2 separate regions of the Homo sapiens genome follow, and region 1 is linked to region 2. Evidence: read pairs that join two places in POLR2A ChIA-PET (ENCODE). Cell type or tissue: A673. All regions are shown on one strand. Each heading gives the region's core, and the rest is flanking DNA. Links, peaks and the distances in the headings are about the cores only. Region 1 has its middle 48 kb from the start of LINC03088. Region 2 overlaps MED13L (mediator complex subunit 13L).

Region 1 (9,367 bases), core at 715-8,714, 360 kb after region 2:
ATTATCCCATGTGAAGCAACTCAGGAATGAAAAACCAAATACCACATGTTCTCACTTCTAGTTGGGAGCTAAGCTAAGGGTACGCAGAGGCATAGAGTGGTATCATAGACACTGGAGACTCAGAAGCGGGGCGGGGATGAGGAATGAAAAATTACCTATTGGGTACAATGTACACTTTTCAGGTAACGGGTACACTGAAAGCCCAGATTTCACCGCTATACAATTCATTCACATTACCAAAAACTACTCATTCCCCTACAGTGATTGAAATTTAAAAACAAAAGGATGCCTGTACCTTTGGTGATTGAGACATTTCTGTTGGCTTTTGGGACCCCAACTCACAGGACTGGGCAGAAGTCAGGCTGCAACATACAGAGAACTTAATGGAAGTGAGCAGGCAGCCGAAGTAACCCAGGCTTTCTCATCTCAAGAAGCTCTTCCATTGCCAAGAACAGAGGGCAAGTTGATGTCACTACAAAAGTGATTTTTAAAGAAAGTCAAACCGCTTAAAGACTGCTTCTTATTTAGGCCCCATGGGTGCTAAGAAATGGCTTCCTCCTTTTTTTTCTTTTCCTCCTCCTCCCACTTAGCCTCACAAATGGTTGGCAGACTCTATCCTTAAATTGTGGCCAGGGACTGGAGCTGAAAACGCCTTTGAGGATTCTTCTGCAGCAACCACTAAAATCTCTGTCTGGAGATGCGAATGCTGCCTCTGAGGCTTCAGAACAGGCAGGGAGGCTCAGAACCAGCTACAGGCTACTTTCTTTCCTTTGTCTGGACAATTGCAACCAGGAAGGAGAAATCATCATAGGCTGTTTATTTGTAGACATTGGCTTGGCTGTTGGTCTCATTCTGAAATAAAGACACTAAAAGGGAAATAGGCAGACACCCCTGTCTTCCCCAGCCCAGGAGTTTCTACCTGGGCACTAATGACATTTAGAGCATGATGATTCTTTGTTTGCGGGGGACAGGCTGTCCTGTGCATTGTCTCTGGCCCTTGCCAGATGACAGCAGCACCCCCCACCCAATGTGACAACCAAAAATGCCTCTAGACATTGCCAAATGCCTCCTACAGGGGCAACACTGCCCCCTGTTGAGAACCACTGCTCTAATTGATTAGCATGTACACAGCGAGCTCCCATAAAAGGCTGAAAGGATGATTCTGTCCTTTTTTTTTTCTTTTGAGACTGAGTTTCGCTCTTGTTGCCCAGGCTGGAGTGCAATGTCACTATCTCGGCTCACTGCAACCTCTGCCTCCTGGGTTCAGGCGATTCTCCTGCCTCAGCCTCCCGGGTAGCTGGGATTACAGGCACCCACCACCGTGCCCGGCAAATGTTTTGTATTTTTAGTAGAGATGGGGTTTTACCATGTTGGTCAGGCTGGTCTTGAACTCCTGACCTCAGGTGATCCACCTACCTTGGCCTCCCAAAGTGCTGGGATTATAGGTGTGAGTCACTGTACCCGGCCAGGATGATTCTATTCTAAGAAGCTAGGAGAACATTCCAGATACTCCTCCAGAAACTACTCAGACTACCAAGCGGGTCAGCTCAAGAAGAGACCTAAGGCCGGACGTGGTGGCTCCTGCCTGTAATCCCAGCACTTTGGGAGGCCAAGGTAGGCGGATCACTTGAGCTCAGGAGTTCAAGACCAGCCTGGCCAACGTGGAGAAACCCCGTCTCTACTGAAAATACAAAAATTAGCTGGGCATGGTGGCGCACACGTGTAATCCCAGCTACTCGGGAGGCTGGGGCAGGAGAATCACTTGAATCCCAGAGGTGGAGGTGGCAGTGAGCCGAGATGGCGCCACTACACTCCAGCTGGCACAACAGAGCGAGACTTCGTCTCAAAATTTAAAAAATAAAAAGAAGAGAACTAAGGTTTGTCTTCCGTTAAACAAAGGCAGACCTTCTAAGCAAAGGTCTTCTGTGAAAAAGACTTTCTGGAATGTAGAGGGGGAAGGCTTACCCCTGGGGCAGTGAGGATTAAATGAAATAAGACAGGCAAAGTGCTTGGCAGAGGAGTATCAGATGGAAAGTGTTCATTGGTATTATTATTGTTATTATTATTCTATGTTCAAAAAACTGCTCATAGCTCTTCAAGCCTTAGAGGGTGCAAAAAGATGCTGCACAGCACGGCCACTCAGGAGGCAGAGCAACAACATTCCTGACTAGGAGAGTGTAGAGAAGATCAAATTTTGAGCAGAAAAGAACATTCGAGATTATTTGGATCAACCTTTCACTTTACAAGTAAGGAAGTAGGCTGGGCATGGTGCCTCATGCCTGTAATCCCAGCACTTTGGGAGGTCGAGGCAGGAGGACTAGGTGAGTATAGGAATTCGAGACCAGCCTGGACAACATAGCAAGATCCGGTCTCTATAGAAAAACAAAAATCAAGTAAGGAAGTAAAGTGGAAGTACACGGAGGTGGTGTGAAATGACTCGTCCAAGGTCACAGAGAGTGTTAAGGGTGGGCCTGGGGCCAGAGCTCAGGCTTCCTGCCCCACCCAGAGGCTATGTGTTTCCACTGCTTAGTCTGTCACCGAGGGGTGGATGGGAGGGTGGTGCCTCCTCCCTCGGTGTAAACCGGCTCCATGCTCACAGACCTGTTCCAGAGACCTTGCCGGTCAAAAATTCAAGTTCATGTACAGTATTTTTAAGAAATGTTTCCATAGAGATGGACAAATAATTGGAAACAATAATCCAGACAGAAAAGAACCACATTCATTGGAATAGGATGTATATAGCATGAGCTTGGGTGACAGTCCTGCTGACCTGGAGGGATGGTCAGAAAAGCCAGGCTGAGAGCTGGGAGATTCTGGGTTACAAGCTCACATTCCAGGACGGGAGCTTGATATCCTTTTTTTTTTTTTTTTAGATGGGCTCTTGCTCTGTTGACCAGGGTGGGGTACAGTGGTGTGATCATAATTCACTGCCACCTCGAATTCCTGGGCTCAAGCCATCCTCCCACCTCAGCCTCCCGAAGTGCTGGGATTACAGGCATGAGCCACCATGCCCGACAACGGAAATATATACATATATATTTTTGAGACAGAGCCTTGCTCTTTTGCCCAGGCTGGAGTGCAGTGGCGCGATCTCTGCTTACTGCAGCCTCTGCCTCCTGGGTTCAAGTGATTCTCCTGCCTCAGCCTCCCAAGTAGCTGAGATTACAGGCGCGTCACCACACCCACTCTGTTTTTAGTAGAGATGGGGCTTCACCATGTTGACCAGGCTGGTCTCGAACTCCTGGCCTCAAGTGATCTGCCCACCTCGGCCCCTCAAAATGCTGAGATTACAGGTGTGAGCCACCTCCCCCAGTCATGAAATCTTTTCATAGTCCTGTATGCACATCGATAACGCCCAGCCTATGAGTGCCCACTGAACAAGCACAGGCTGAGTCTTTCTGTACACCAGGCCTGGGGGAAGGTGACACAGTGATGACCCCTTTTCTTTCCCCCCCTTTTTTTTCTTTTTTTTTTGAGACAGAGACTCCTTCTGTCACTGCAACCTCTGCCTCCCGGGTTCAAGCAATTCTTGTGCCTCAGCCTCCCGAGTAGCTGGGACTACAAGCATGTGCCACCATGCTTGGATAATTTTTGTACTTTTTTTTTTTTTTTAGTTGAGGCAGGGTTTCACCATATTGGCTAGGCTGGTCTCGAATCCCTGACCTCAAGAGATCAGCCTACCTCAGCCTCCCAAAGTGCTGGGATTACAGGCCTGAGCCACCACACCTGGACTCCTTTTCCTTTTCCGGCTTCTAGAGGCCGCCAGCATTCTTTGGCTCCTGGTTTCTCCCTTGCATCACTCCAACCTCTTGCCTCTGTCCTCATACCTCCTCCTGCTGATGGCAGCACAGGCCCTGCATTTTCTAGCCAAGGGGCCCTTGGAAAGGAACTTAGCATCTCTGAAACTGTGTCCTTATCAGTGAGCTGGAGATGTCAGAGCGCCCACTTCACAGGGTTGATGGGACTGGGTCGAATGGGGTCTGTGTTAACGCTGAGCACTACGTCCTGCACACAATTTTATAATAGTAACGGTGATGATGATCGCCACCACTGTCATCCAACAGTCGTTTCTGTAGCTTGGAGACACAGATGGAGAGGTGACTTCTGCCTGAGGCATTAGGAAAAACTTTTTTTTTTCTTTTTTCTTTTTTTTTTTAGAGAGATACGATCTCTCTTTGTTGCCTAGACTGGAGTGCAGTATTGTGATCACGGCTCACTGCAGCCTCAAACTTCTCAGCTCAGGCGATCCTCCCGCCTCAGCCTCCCGAGTAGCTAGGACTACAGGCATACATAGGAAAAACTGTTTTAGAAGTGATTGCTGAACTGGCCCTGATCAAATGACAGTAAAGGAATGTGACCAATAGACAAGGGGTGTGCTGGACAGAAAAACAAGGACAGCAGAAGGCACGGGTGTTTGTAGAACAGGGAGGTCCCAAGTGGCCCAGAGCAGAAGGTCAGGGTCAGTGCCAGGAGGTGGGATAGATGGCAAAGGGATAGAAAGCTAGGGCTTTGGACTCAGACAGGCTCAAGTTCAAGTCCTGCAGCTCCACATAAGAGCTCTGCAAACTGGAGTACCTCGTTAGCTGCTCCTGCTCTGCCTTTGTGAAACGCTCATGGGAACAGTGCCTACCGCCTAGGCTTGCAGCAATTAAAGGCCGTTCTGATATGGGAGAGGCACAAGAGGCAGCTTGGAAAGGGCTCTGCGGGCCTGGCCAAGGAGTTTGCACTCTGCAGGGTCACGTCTTCGCTTTTCTTCTACTCTTCATCCCGTGTGCTCCATCCTTTTCCCTCAGACAACAGGAAGGCTGAGCACTGACCTTCCTCATCTTACGCCTGTCACTGTTCTCCTGAACTTAAAAATAATAGCTTTTGCCAGGCACAGTGGCTCATGTCTGTAATCCCAGCACTTTGGGAGGCCAAGGTGGGTGGACCACCTGAGGTCAGGAGTTCAAGACCAGCCTGGGCAACATGGTGAAACCCCGTCTCTACTAAAAATATAAAAGTTATCCAGGCATGGTGGTGGGTGCCTGTTATCCCAGCTACTTGGGAGGCTGAGGCAGGAGAATTGCTTGAACTCGGGAGGCAGAGGTTGCAGTGAGCCGAGATCATGCCACTGCACTCCAGCCTGGGCAACAGAGCAAGACTTCATCTCAAATAAATAAATAATTAAATAAACAAAAGAAAAAAGAGAAAGAAAGAAAGAAAAATAATAATAGCTTTCTTCACAGGTGGAAAAAATGTTATGAGACCATTGATCATCTGTAAAATGCGGGTAACAATGGCATTGACCTTATATGGTTGCTTTGAGGATTCACAGACAGAATGTGCAGAAGTGCCTGATGTTATAATGTGGGAGGCTAAAAGCTTAGGATCTGAAGTCAGGGGGACTGAGCCCGAATTGAAGCTATGTCACTTACTAGCTCTGTAAAGCGGGCAAGTGACTTAACCTCTCTGAGTCACAACTCCTTGTTTGTAAAATGAGGATGATAATATCAGCCACAGAGGTTCTTTGGCAAGCATACTAAGAGATCATCTAGGATGCACTCATTAACTATGATGATGATGGTGATGATGATGATGATGTCCTTTCTGTTTACATGTAAGACAAATTAGGCCCAGAGAGGGAAAGTGCCTTGCCCAAGGTCACACAGCAAGTTGGTGGTAATCCATCACACAGGCAGCTTCCTGTAGGATCTGCAGTCCAGGTGAATTCCCGGCATGAGTTCTGGGGACGGGAACCCGAGGCGGTACAAAGCATGCCCTCTCCCTAGGCTGTTTTCCTGTGTGAAGGGCAAGGTAGCATCCCCCACCTGCAGCCTATAAATCCGCACCAGTGGCCACTGCCTCCCAGGACTGTGTGGCTCTGCCTGCTGAGGAATCAGATGGTACCAGCAGACGGTCTCTCCATGCTACTGGAACCTGCATCGCGCCCATCATTTATTTTGGACAAGATGCAAGATGAGATATCAAAGGAATCAGCTGCTGGTCAGAGGAAATAGAAAAGGGGCCAGAACTCTGCCTGGCTCTGCTGGGCACAGAGTAAGCCCCCTCTCCCCTGCAAATCCGAATTAGGCTCCCCAATCTTAATCCAACTTTATTAATTGAAATTAAATCAATTCAAAGATAGAAGAGGCTAACTAGTTTCTTGGTTTCAAGCTTTTTGCTAAATATATATATATATATATATATATACATTTTTAAAAACTGGAGGTATTTATAGAATTAGAGTTCAGATTAGAGAGTTTCAAGTACCAGTTGAGGCCAATGGAAGTAAAGGGTCAGGAGTTCTGGCTCCCCACATTCAAATGAGCCAAGGGATGACCTCAAACACATCAGTTCGGGGTTTTATTTTTCCAACATGCTCTGCTGACTAATTGAGCTTTTCAGACCTCTCTGGAACAGATGCTGGTGTGAATAAAGCCTCCCTTTGCTCGAGGCACAACAGAAACACCCCCTAATGCCCAGCCAACGCGCCCACAAGATTTCAACTATTATTCAGGCCAACAGGAGGTATTGCAATTAAGAGATGATTGTCACCAACCCTCTTTAACAGCAAGCATGTCCAAGACGGAGGCTCCGGGGGAGGGTGGCTCTCGGGGGCCACCATCGTCAGGGTTGGCAGGTTTCCACCCTGGGAGTGAGTGACCAGGTCATGGGTGGATTGACACACAAATATTTTCTTTGGCAGATGGGACACAGTGAAAACAAGGTGAGGAGACCCAGGATAAGAGGTGCCCCTAAGTCTCCCGTCCGTTTCCCTCTCTGTAAAATGGACATCTCCAGAAACCAGCACTCTAAGTTTTAATTTAATTAATTAATTAATTTATTTATTTATTTATTTATGTTTTAGAGACAAGGTCTCACTCTGTTGTTGTCCAGGCTGGAGAGCAGTGGCGCTATCATAGCTCACTGCAGCCTCCAACTCCTGGGCTCAAGGGCTCCTCCTGTCTCAGCCTCCCGAGTAACTGAGACTATAGGTATGTACCACCACACCGGGCTACATTTTTTATTTTTTATAGAGACAGGGTCTCCCTATGTTGCCCAGGCTGGTCTCAAACTCCTGGTTTCAAATGATCCTCCCGCCTCAGTCTCCCAAAATGTCAGAATTACAGGCATGAGCCACCACGCCTGGCCCCTCCCAGTTTTAAAATATTGAAGAGCCCTCAAAGAAAATCAAACCAGCTGTGTCTCAGAGGTATAGGATCCTTCTGGCAGCTTGCAGACTGTAAAGAAGTTCAAAGAAACTCTGGTTGTTCCACTCTGGTTGTGGAAGTCATATTGGTCACTAGGATCTGAAAACATGTAGCTGAGAAGGGCTGAAGGGAATGGCTGAAGACCAGCGGGTGTGAATTGTCTTTCACCAACGGGAACTAGCAACCTTTTGTTCCATCAGTTTTTCATAGGAAAATTAAAAGGTTATCATGGGAAGCCCCCCTCCCCAGCAATCAATTACTATTGTTAGGATGAATAACAATAGACTTGCCCTCCACTTCAGCCTGTCCAGGATTCAGAAGTGCTTTTTGAATGCTAGTCCATTCATCCTCACGGTAACCTTGGAAGCATTCCATTAGGCAAATTCTGTATTACTTTTGCCTCTACAAAATATGTAGTGCCATTCTCTTGATGGAAAAATTAATCAAGCTATGATCTGAAAAGAATAATAATGGGGAGAAAATCCTGGGGGTGGTCTGAACTCACATGGACAGTTTGAATAACTCCAGACTTCAAATGTTGTACCTAGACCTCTGCCGTGGTGGGGAAGTGTTGATTTTGAAGGGTCAGGGCCCAGAAGCACCTTCTGATGGTCTGAGCACCAGGAAGCCTTTAGGTTCACTGAGTTTGCGTCTCCTGAAATAATATTATTTATTATTCTTGGCTGTGCCGCTCACTTACTGAATGACTTTAGGGAATCATTCTAACCTCTCCACTTTCCTCGTTTGTAAATGGGTTAATTATATTTGCCCACCTCACAGAAGTGTTGTGCAGATAAAACAATGAAAGGTGAAACAGAAAGGCCCTTTCCTCATTCAGTGGGCTGCCTGAGAATTCCTAACTCTGCATGCAGTGAAACAGCTAAATGCCTTTACTTACATGGATGGTTATAGTCCTGGCTGGCAATCACCAACTGGCGATTAGCTCTGCAATCAGCAAATTTAGTGCCAGGCTGGGGGGACCTGGGGCGATGCAGGACTGGAGCGCGAGTCCCAACCCTGCCAGTTCCTGGCTGTGTGACCTCGGGTAAGCCACCTAACCTCTCTGAACCCCTGTTTTCTGCTCTACGAACTGGGAAGACCTATACCCATCCCTTTAGGGTTGCTGTAAGGATTCAGTGAAACTCCTGGCATTTAATCGGTGCTTGATAAAGGACGCATATTATGAGGGCCTGTCATTTTCCATCAGGCCTAACAAACTTAATGAAGTGCTTACAAAATGTGCAGTACTTGTACCACTGATGGGAAACAAGAAGAGGGTTTTAGGCAATACGTGGAATTTCTTAGATATATGGAATTAGGGAACATTAGAAGGAGGACATCAAACTTGTGATTTTAACACTGTTAGTGATTAGAATGAGGCTAAGTTGTTAGAACATGAGTTAATTACAAAATTATAGTGAATAAATCATTGTATTGGTGTACATGGATAGGGTAAAAAAAATTTTTTTTGAGACAGGGTCTTGCTCTGTTGCCCCGGCTGGAGGACAGTGGCATGATCTCGGCTCACTGCAACCTCTGTCTCCCGGGTTCAAGCAATTCTCCTGCCTCAGCCTCCCAAGTAGCTGGAATTACAGGTGCCCACCATCACATCCAGCTAATTTTATTTTTTGAGATGAGTCTTGCTTTGTCGCCCAGGCTAGAGTGCAGTGGCATGATCTCTGCTCACTGCAACCTCCGTCTCCTGGGTTCAAGTGATTCTCCTGCCTCAACCTCCCAAGTAGCTGGGATTACAGGCGCCCCCATCACACCCAGCTATTTTTTTTTTTTTTTTTTTTTCAGATATAGTCTTGCCGTGTTGCCCAGACTGGAGTGCAGTGGTATGATCTCGGCTCACTGCACCCTCCTCCTCCTGGGTTCCAGCAGTTCTCCTGCCTCAGCCTCCTGAGTAGCTGGGATTACAGTTGTGTGCCACCACGCCTGACTAATTTTTTTTGTATTTTTAGTAGAGACGGGGTTTCACCACGTTGGCCAGGCTGGTCTTGAACTCCTGACCTCAATTAATCCACCCACCTTGGCCTCCCAAAATGCTGGGATTACAGGTGTGAGCCACTGTGCCTGGCCTTGTTAACAATTTTTAAGTGGTACGTGAAATACCTCAACATTCCCTATGACAGCATATGGAAAAAAGCGCTGGGCTAGTGGCAGATTCTGAC
Region 2 (9,367 bases), core at 1,150-9,149:
ATGATAGGGGAATTATTACAGACAATTTTTGTGCCAATAAATAAAACTCAGGTTAAATGAACAAAATTCCTTTACCAAATTAACAAAGAAACAGAAAATCTGAACAACTCTATATCTATTAAAGACACAGAGGGCCAGGCGTGATGGCTCACGCCTATAATCCTAACACTTTGGGAGGCCAAGGCAGGTGGATCACCTGAGGTCAGGAGTTCAAAACCAGCCTGGCCAACGTGGTGAAACCCCGTCTGTACTAAAAATACAAAAACTAGCCAGATGTGTTGGTGCGCACCTGTAATCCCAGCTACTTGGGAGGCTGAGGCAGGAGAATATCTTGAACCTGGGTGGGGGAGGGGGGCGGAGGTTGCACTAAGCCAAGATGGCGCCATTGCACTCCAGCCAGGGCAATAACAGCGAAACTCCATCTCAAAAAAAAAAAAAAAAAAAAGACGTGGAATTCATGGTTTCAAACCTTCCCACAAGAAAATCTCCAAGGCAATATAGCTTCACTGGTGAATTCTATCGAACATCTAAGGAAAAAATATCACTAGTCCTGCACAAACTCTTTCAGAAAACAAAGGAGGGACTATTTCCCAAACTATTTTATGACACCAACATTAACCATGATACCAAAACCAAACAGAGATGATAAGAAATGTACACGCCAATATCCTTCATAAACACAGATGAAAAAACCATTAACAAAATATTAGCACATCAAATCTAATAACACGTAATAATAATACCATAAGCTTAAGTAAGGTTTGTCGTGGAATTCAAGCTTAGTTCAACATTTAGAAACCCATCAGTATAATTCACCATATTAAAAGAACAAAACCTATGATCATCTCAATAGATGCAGAAAAAACATTTAACAAAAATCAATACCCACCTTCACGGTTTTTTTTGTTTTTTTTTTTTTTTTTTTTTTTTTTGAGACAGTCTCACTCTGTCACCCAGGCTGGAGTGCAGTGGCGCAATACCTGCTTGCTGCAACCTTTGCCTCCTGGGTTCAAGAGATTCTCGTGCCTCGGCCTCCTGAGTAGCTGAGATTACAGGCGTGTGCCACCATGCCAAGCTAATTTTTTGTATTTTTAGTAGAGACGGGGTTTCGCCACATTGGCCAGGCTGGTCTCGAACCCCTGACCTCAAGTGATCCACCCACCTCGGCCTCCCAAATTGCTGGGATTACAGGTGTGAGCCCAGCCACTTTCACGGTATTTTAAAAACTAAGAATTAAAGAGAACTTTCTCAACCTTACGGGGATATCAGAAAATTCAAAGCTAATGTCAACAATGAGAAGAGTGAATATTTTCTGCCCAAGAACAGGAACAAGGTAAGGATGTACACTCTTACTACTTCTATTCAATACTGCCCTGTAGGTCCTAATCAATGCAATGAAGCAAGAAAAAGTAGTAAAATACAAATTACAAAGAAAGATATAAACCCATCTATAATTGCAGATAACATCATCACGTACGTTTTTTAAAATCCAAGGATTTACAAAAAAAGCTACTACAACTAATAAAGCTTAGGAAAGTTGCAGTATACAGAATCAATATCCAAAAATTAATGGCGTTTCTATAAACTAACAGTAAACATGTCAAAAAATACTCTCAAATGGCCAGGTGCAGTGGCTCACACCTGTAATCCTAGCACTTTGGGAAGTCAAGGCAGGCAGATCACTTTAGGTCAGGAGTTCAAGACCAGCCTGGTCAACATGATGAAACTCTGTCTCTACTAAAAACACAAACAAATTAGCCAGGCATGGTGGCATACACCTGTAATCCCAGCTACCATGATTCTCCTGGCTGAGGCTGGAGAACTGCTTGAACTAGAGAGGCGGAGGTTACAGTCAGCTGAGATCGCACCATTGCACCCAGCCTGGGTGACAGAGTGAGACTCTGTGTCCAAAGGGGGTGGGGGGGAATACTCTAAAATAATAGCCATTAAAACAGCATTGAAAAACACAACTTACTTAGGAATATATCTGATAAAAGTATGTTCCAGATCTATATACTAAGAACTACGGAACAATGTTGAGAGAAATTAAATATCTAGAGAAATGAAGAGCCAGACCATGTTCATGAACTGAAAGATTTAAAATCGTTAAAATGTCAATTTTCCCAATTTGATCTACAGATTCAATACAATCACAAATAAATCCCCACAGAAAAAAAATTTTTAATTGACACGCTGATCCTAAAACTTATATTGAAATGCAAAACACCCAGAAGAATCAATACAATTTTTAAAAGAACAAAGTCGGAGAATTTATCCTAATTTCAAGACATACTATAAAATTTCAGTAATCATCATAGTGTAGTACTGGCATAACAGACATGTAGATCAAAGGAACTGAATATAGAACCCAGAAAAAAGCAATGCACACATAGAGTCCATTAATTTTTAACAAAGATTCTAAGGTCATTCAATAAGTCTTCAACAAATGATGTTTAAATAGTTTGCTAAACGTATGCAAAACAAAACCAGAACTTCAATCCTCACCTCGCACCATGTAAATTAACTTAAAATAAGTTACTGGATTGCAAGCCTAAACCTAATTAACTAATGCTGTAAAACTTCTGGAAGAAATCATAAGAAAAAAACTTTCCTGCTTTGGGATGGCAAAGATGTCTTAGGACATGAAAAGTATAGATTTATAAAAGTAATACTTGACTTAATCAAAATTTAAAGCTTTTGTTATTCAAAGAAGACAGTGAGAAAATGAAAAGGCACACCACAAATTAGGAGAATACATTTGTAATACATCTATCTGCCAATGAACTTGTATCCAGGATATTCCAAGAATTCTTCCAATTCAGTAAGAAAACAACCTAATTTTTAAATTGGGCAAAAGATGTGAAGAGATATTTCCCAAAAGATATACGAATGACTTAATATGCACATGCAATGATGTTAAACTTCATCTGTTATCAAAAAATTACAAACTGAAATAAGTTACTACATACTGCACATCCCTAATTCAAAAATCCAAAATGCTCCAAAATCAAAACTTTTTGCATGCCAACATGACACTCAAAGGAAATTCCAAATTTTAAATTTTCAGAGTAGGGACGCTCAGCCAGTATAATGCAAATATGCCCAAATCTGAAAAAATCCAAAATCCAAAACACTTGTGGTTCCAAGCATTTTAGATAAAAGATTCACAACATGTACTACACGCCACAAGGATGGCTGAAATTTGTAAAAATTCATTGTACTACATGCTGCAAGAATGCAGAGCAATTAGAACTCCTATAAAACTCATGGGATATTAAATGATACAAACATTTTATTTTTTGCAAGTTTGGCAGTTCTTTATAAAGTGAAACTCCTAGTTATTTACAGAAATAAAAACATATGTCCCACACAAAAAGCAGTACATTAATTTTCACAGCCAACAGCAAATTGTGGCATATCCAAAAAAGAGACTACTATTTAGCAAAAAAAAAAAAAAACCCTACTTAAGCAATAATATGAAACCAGAAATAAGGATTACATACTATATGATTCCATTTATTAAAAATTCTAGAAAGGGCAAAATGATTCTACAGTAACAGCAGATTGGTAGTTGCCTGGAGGGGAGGAAGGCTGAGGGGCAAGGGGGAGACCCTGACTGCAAAAGGACATGTATGAACTTTTTTGCATCATAAAAATGTTCTCTACTTTGATTTCAGTGGTTTCACAGATATACACATTTGTCAAAATTATGAAACCGTACACTTAAAGTGAGTATATTTTATTGTATGTAAAGTATACCTCAATAAATGTAATAAGAAATGTATGTATTAATGGAAGAATACATGTAAACAATCTCTCAAAGAAAACAAACTACTTTTTTTTTTTTTTTTTTTTTTGAGATGGAATCTTGCTCTGTTGCCAGGCTGGAGTGCAGTGGATTGATCTCAGCTCACTGCAACCTCCACCTCCCAGGTTCAAGCGATTCTCCCACCTCAGCCTCCAGAGTAGCTGGGACTACAGACGTGCGCCACCTCGCCCAGCTAATTTTTGTATTTTTAGTAGAGACGAGGTTTCACCATGTTGGCCAAGATGGCCCCAATCTCTTGACCGCCCACCTCGGCCTCCCAAAGTGCTGGGATTACAGGCATGAGCCACCGTGCCCAGCCCAAAACAAACTACTTTTAATAAAACCAAAGTATCATCTTGCACATCTCCTGGTAAGTGTAAATCGTTTAGAGGTATACACAATATTTTCAAATAAATTATTTTCATGTCTGACTACTTCAGGACACTGATTAAATGATTTGTATTTGTTAACCTTAACTATAAGAGAATTCTTGTGAAATTTCTGGGAATTGAACTATTTAATGAAGTTCATTAGTGATATTAAGATGGTTTGCTTCTCAGCTGCAGTAACAGACTATAAACAGAAACGTATATTATTTACGAGGCAGGCACTGTCTACACAAACATGAGTGGCTCCTTCCCCCATAGTAACATACACTTTACACTGCTGTGGATAACAACATGCCCACTTAAAGAACTACATCTCCCAGCCTCCCTGCAGTTAAGTAAGGCCTTGAAGTATGGCCAGAAGTGTTGTAGGCAACTTCCTGGAGGTTTCCTTAAAGGACGGTGTGTCCTTCCCACATTTCCACCTCCTCCTAACCTAGAATGCAACCTTGATGACTGGAGTCTGAATAGCCATCTTGAACTATATGCCATAAACTAAGAACAGTGTAGTAACAAGACAGAAAGAGCCCAGATCCCTTGACAACCAAATCAGTTGTAAAATGCAGGCCTCCAAGCTGCCTGTACAGAAAAAGAGATTACTTTTTAAGCTATTTGTCTATTTTTAAATAAGCATATGATTGTGATACTAAATCATTTTGACATTATTTTAATAACTGGCTTTTACTTTAAAAAAAACTGAAAGACTTTTATCGAGGTGATCATTTTTATTTTTTAGATCACATGGTTATGTAGGTTTTTTAACCTTGCCCCAGTCATCAATCAAAACAATAAGCTATCTTTATAATTTTTCATTTTCCAAATGATTCCTCAATTTGGAACAGTCTAAGACAAAAAAAAATCTATTTCCCTATCTCTGGGAAGAAATTGTAGGCTGTATATTACTCCATTAATCTCTGATGAAACTTTAAAAAAACGTAAACTGTATTATCACTCCATTAATCTCAGGCAAATCTATATGCTCCAGTGATTTCTACCTTAGCACTTGTACTAAATTATATGGTCTACACTGCTAATTTTCAAAAGGCTCGAAAAAGAAAGAGACCAATAATGTTTGGAATAGCTACGAGGAGCTTCACTGAAGTCCTAAAAGAATTTAGATAGAAGAAAGAAAAACATAAAATACAAATGTACTACTGGTTAAAAGTTCAGGCTTTGAATCAAGAGATTCAGCTCCTGTGTGACCTTGGACAAGCTACTTAAATTTCTTGTTTCAGTTTTCTTATCTGAAAAATGAGAATAGTAGACTCTACCTCAAAAGGATCTTGTGAGCATGAGAAAATGCATGTAGCTGGTAGTTAAGCAGTGCACGCCTGCAGCAAGCACTCTTTACAAACAGCAAAAGCTCTGAGGTGAGAACATGTAAAGGTCTGACTTGAAATACAGATTCCTTTTAGTGAGTGGTTGGAAATTTTATTATAAAAAGAAAAAGAACGGCCGGACACGGTAGCTCACACCTGTAATCCCAGCACTTTGGGAGGCCGAGGTGGGCGGACCACCTCAGGTCAGGAGTTCGAGACCAGCCTGGTCAACATGGTGAAACCCCGTCTCTACTAAAAATACAAAAATTAGCCTGGCATGGTGGCATGCACTTGTAGTCCCAGCTACTTAGGAGGCTGAGGCGGGAGAATCACTTGAACCCGGGAGGCAGAGGTTGCACTGAGCGAGATTACACCACTGCACTCCGGCCTGGGCGACAGAGTGAGACTCCATCTCAGAAAAAAAAAAAAAAAAAAGGCTTTTTAGAGATTAAACACTTGAAAAATAAACTCACAGAAGAAATCTGGATACCCATATAGATGAAAAGATGCTCATAATCTCACGAGAAATCCAAAAATTGAAAATTTAAATATTGAGGGTTTTTTTTTTTTTTTGTAGAGGCAGAAGTTAAAATGAGTAAGTTCCATTACAGGCAGGGACAGAAAAAAATAGGCATTATATATTGTCCATAGAAATGTAAACTGACACATCTTTTTAAACTGTTTATAGCTATAGCTTTCCAATTTTAATGTATAACTGTACTACACAGCAAAAAATTGAAAGAATCTTAACGTTTCTCATAGTTGATGGTTAAACAAACAATAGTACATCCATCTTATGAAACAGGATACAACTGCTCAAAAACATAATAAAAATGAGTAAACTATATCTAAATTTACTGACATAAAAATACTTGAAGACAATGTTAAGCGGAAAAAGCACATTGCAGGAAAAGGTGGAGAATTATTTCTTATCTGTAATTTTTTTAAGTACAAATCTGTCCATCACCAACAGAATGCATAAACTGCGATATACGAGAACTACAACTGTAGAATTGTGGGAACATAACATTAAAGGCAGTTTGCAAAAGAATACGATTCAATATTAAAAGTCCAAAAACATGTAAAAATATACATATAAATACATATGTGATTAAAACTTTAAAAATTAAAGAATGATACACATGAAATTGAAGTAAGAGTTACTTCTGAAGGGAGAGAAAAGAGAATGGGAGAGGAAGAGCACACACAGGACTCCGTAAGTGGTGAAAAGTTCTTTCTCTTAAACTGCGTATTAGGTACATGGGTGTTCATTGTACCATGAATCTTTCTACCTTATGTGTGATTTACACATGCTCTGTTTATCTATTCAATATCTAATAAAACAATTTTGACACATGCAAAAGCAAGAAAAAAAAATCTGGAATAATACAAATTAAACCTCTGGAAGTTACCTTCCTGAAGGTGAGGGGAGGGATCCTTCATGTTTTGTGTTAGACACTTCCATACTGTTTGAAGCTCACACTAATTACATAAAATTGTATAAAATTTTTAAAAGAAATTACTTTTCCACTAAAATTGTAATTATGAAAATTATAAGCACATGGGAAATGTTAGTGAGTACAGCTGAATAAAGAATTCTATTTACACTGTGATTACATCTATGTACAAAAATGTGCACATTAACAAGAACAGAAGAAGAATTGGGGTAAATCTGATCTAATGGAGCGGCTGGAACATGGACAAATGTTTTACAGTTTTCATTTCTTGGAAGTTGTATTTCTTGGAAATATTTGGTATTTCATTAGTACTACCTCACTTGGAGAGAAAGTAAAGAAAAATGACAACTGCGGGAAAGCCAACTCTTTACCTTCAGGGTAGCCAAGTGAAAAACCTCCCCACATACGAAGGCTGAATTAATTTACAGCCAATCTACAATGGATAGTACACGCTGTGCCAATAAGTGCACTCAGAACAACTGGAAAGGGTCCCCACCACACCAAGGAGATTACATCAAAAGGTTCTGAAGCGCATATGTCCATTTTAGCGCTTAACTGAGCACTGGTGATGCACATAAAGTCCAACAGTCAGGGTTGCACTCCTGAACACGAGGAACCCAGGAATGTGCTGAGGAAAAGGGGGTATGGAGAGAGAGGCATGGAACGAGGAAGGAAAAATTTCTCCAACATGTGAGGCAAAAAATACAACATGGCATAACAATTACGCTCTCAATAACAAAAAAAATATTGTGCACTCAGAAAGCTAAGTGTCACGGAAACAAAGAATAGAATGATAGGAACAAAAATTTGAAAGAAACCAAAATCAAAACAAGCAATAAGTACCAATGATAAACACTGGTTTGTGGTCTCTACAAATGCCCCCGCTATTCTATCCACTGGTTCCCCAAATCTGGCCATTTCCACAAAGGCATGAAGGAAAACAGATGGAATGTCTATTTCACCCTCTTACCAAAAATATCACTGATTTGAAATTAATATAAACAAAACCTTCATGTAAAAAATTAAACGAGAATATCCCAAAGCAGATCTGCAGTAGGAAAATGCATCTGCTTTCTGGGCTTACCACTATTAAAAGTAGATGCTCTAGGTAACAAAGGCTGATACAGAGCCAACTGCTGTTAGGTTACCCTTCCCCTGCCCACCTTTTCTTTCTTCCTATTAGGACTTTTCCATGCCCATTTCTTATAACTAAACTTGCATGAATCTTCCCCTGCCAAAATTCACACCTCCAATCACCACCGTCTCTACCCACGACCTGCCAAAGGCCCCACTCTACCCATTGCACCAGACTTGCCTTCTCCTATCTTCCCCACCTTTTTTCTGCCCCTCCCTTCCCTTATAAAACCTACTCTTATTGTCTCAAATATTTTCTGTAGGCTGGGCATGGTGGCTCATGCCTGTAATCCCAGCACTTTGGGAGGCCAAGGCAAGCGGATCACTTCAGGTCAAGAGTTCAAGACCAGCATGGGCAACACAGTGAAACCCCGTGTCTCTATAAAAATACAAAAATTAGCCGGGCATGGTCATGGGTGCCTGTAGTCCCAGCTACTCAGGAGGCTGAGGTGGAAGAATCACTTGAACCTCAGAGGCGGAGGGTGCAGTGAGCCGAGATTGTGCCGCTGTACTCCAGCCTGGGCAACAGAAACTCAGTCTCAAAAAAAAAAAAAAAAAAACTCTGGAAACAGGCAGATTATAAGTGCTAACGTTTGTTTTCACTTTCTTTTCACTACTCCTTGCTTTAAAACTTTGATTTCTGTAGGGTTTAAAAGCAAGAACCCAGGCTCAGTGAATACTTTCTTATATACACAATTGTGATCAAAGCTTAAGTCTACTGTTTAACAACTTCAGCAGATAGATATTGCCAACTGTTCCTCCCCGTTTTGCATACACAAGAATGCAAATGCCATAAAACCAAGAACATCTGTTTATCATCTGATTCCTGTTCTATGGCATATTTATAATTGATCACCAAAGCCTGTCAACTCTACCTCCAAAATATTACACGATCTATTTCCTTCTCTCCATTCCTACTGGCCCTGCGTTATTTCTCACACCTAGACTGTTCTAAGAGCTTCTTCCTGCCTTTGGTTTTTCCCCTATGACAATCCATACTCCACAGGGCCCACATGGGTTTTCTCTCTAAAACATAAATCTGATCATGCCATTATCCTCTTTAAAACAGTTCAGGCATTCCTCTGTGCATACAGAATTAACTCCCAATTCCTTCATGTCCTTCAATTGGCCATCAAACATCACATTATCTTCTACCTATTAAAAAATAGGTATTAAAGAAAAGGTAAATTTAATAAAAGAATATTTGCAATGATGTCTAAAAATGTATGGTCTGTTATTGTATTATTTACATAATTATTTATA

The links. ChIA-PET counts read pairs that join two places held together with the same protein. Peaks named below come from ENCODE experiments on the same cell type or tissue, not always from the same donor. Only the 100,000 strongest peaks of a DNase experiment are listed, where the experiment ranks them.
Region 1: POLR2A ChIA-PET joins it to region 2 with 10 read pairs; 3 of 35 experiments call an interaction of 5 or more read pairs at or near these places.

Annotation. Positions count from the first base shown.
Region 1 is chr12:116,608,842-116,618,208 of GRCh38, forward strand. No RefSeq gene overlaps it. Among named protein-coding and RNA genes, the nearest start is that of LINC03088, 48 kb to the right of the region's middle. In A673, for the core only: a CTCF peak has its summit at 1,068 (motif pointing left); a DNase peak (open chromatin) is centred at 1,090.
Region 2 is chr12:116,252,848-116,262,214 of GRCh38, forward strand. The region is part of intron 1 of MED13L (mediator complex subunit 13L); the gene reads right to left. Among named protein-coding and RNA genes, the nearest start is that of MED13L, 20 kb to the right of the region's middle. In A673, for the core only: no CTCF peak of the experiment used is centred there; a DNase peak (open chromatin) is centred at 4,524.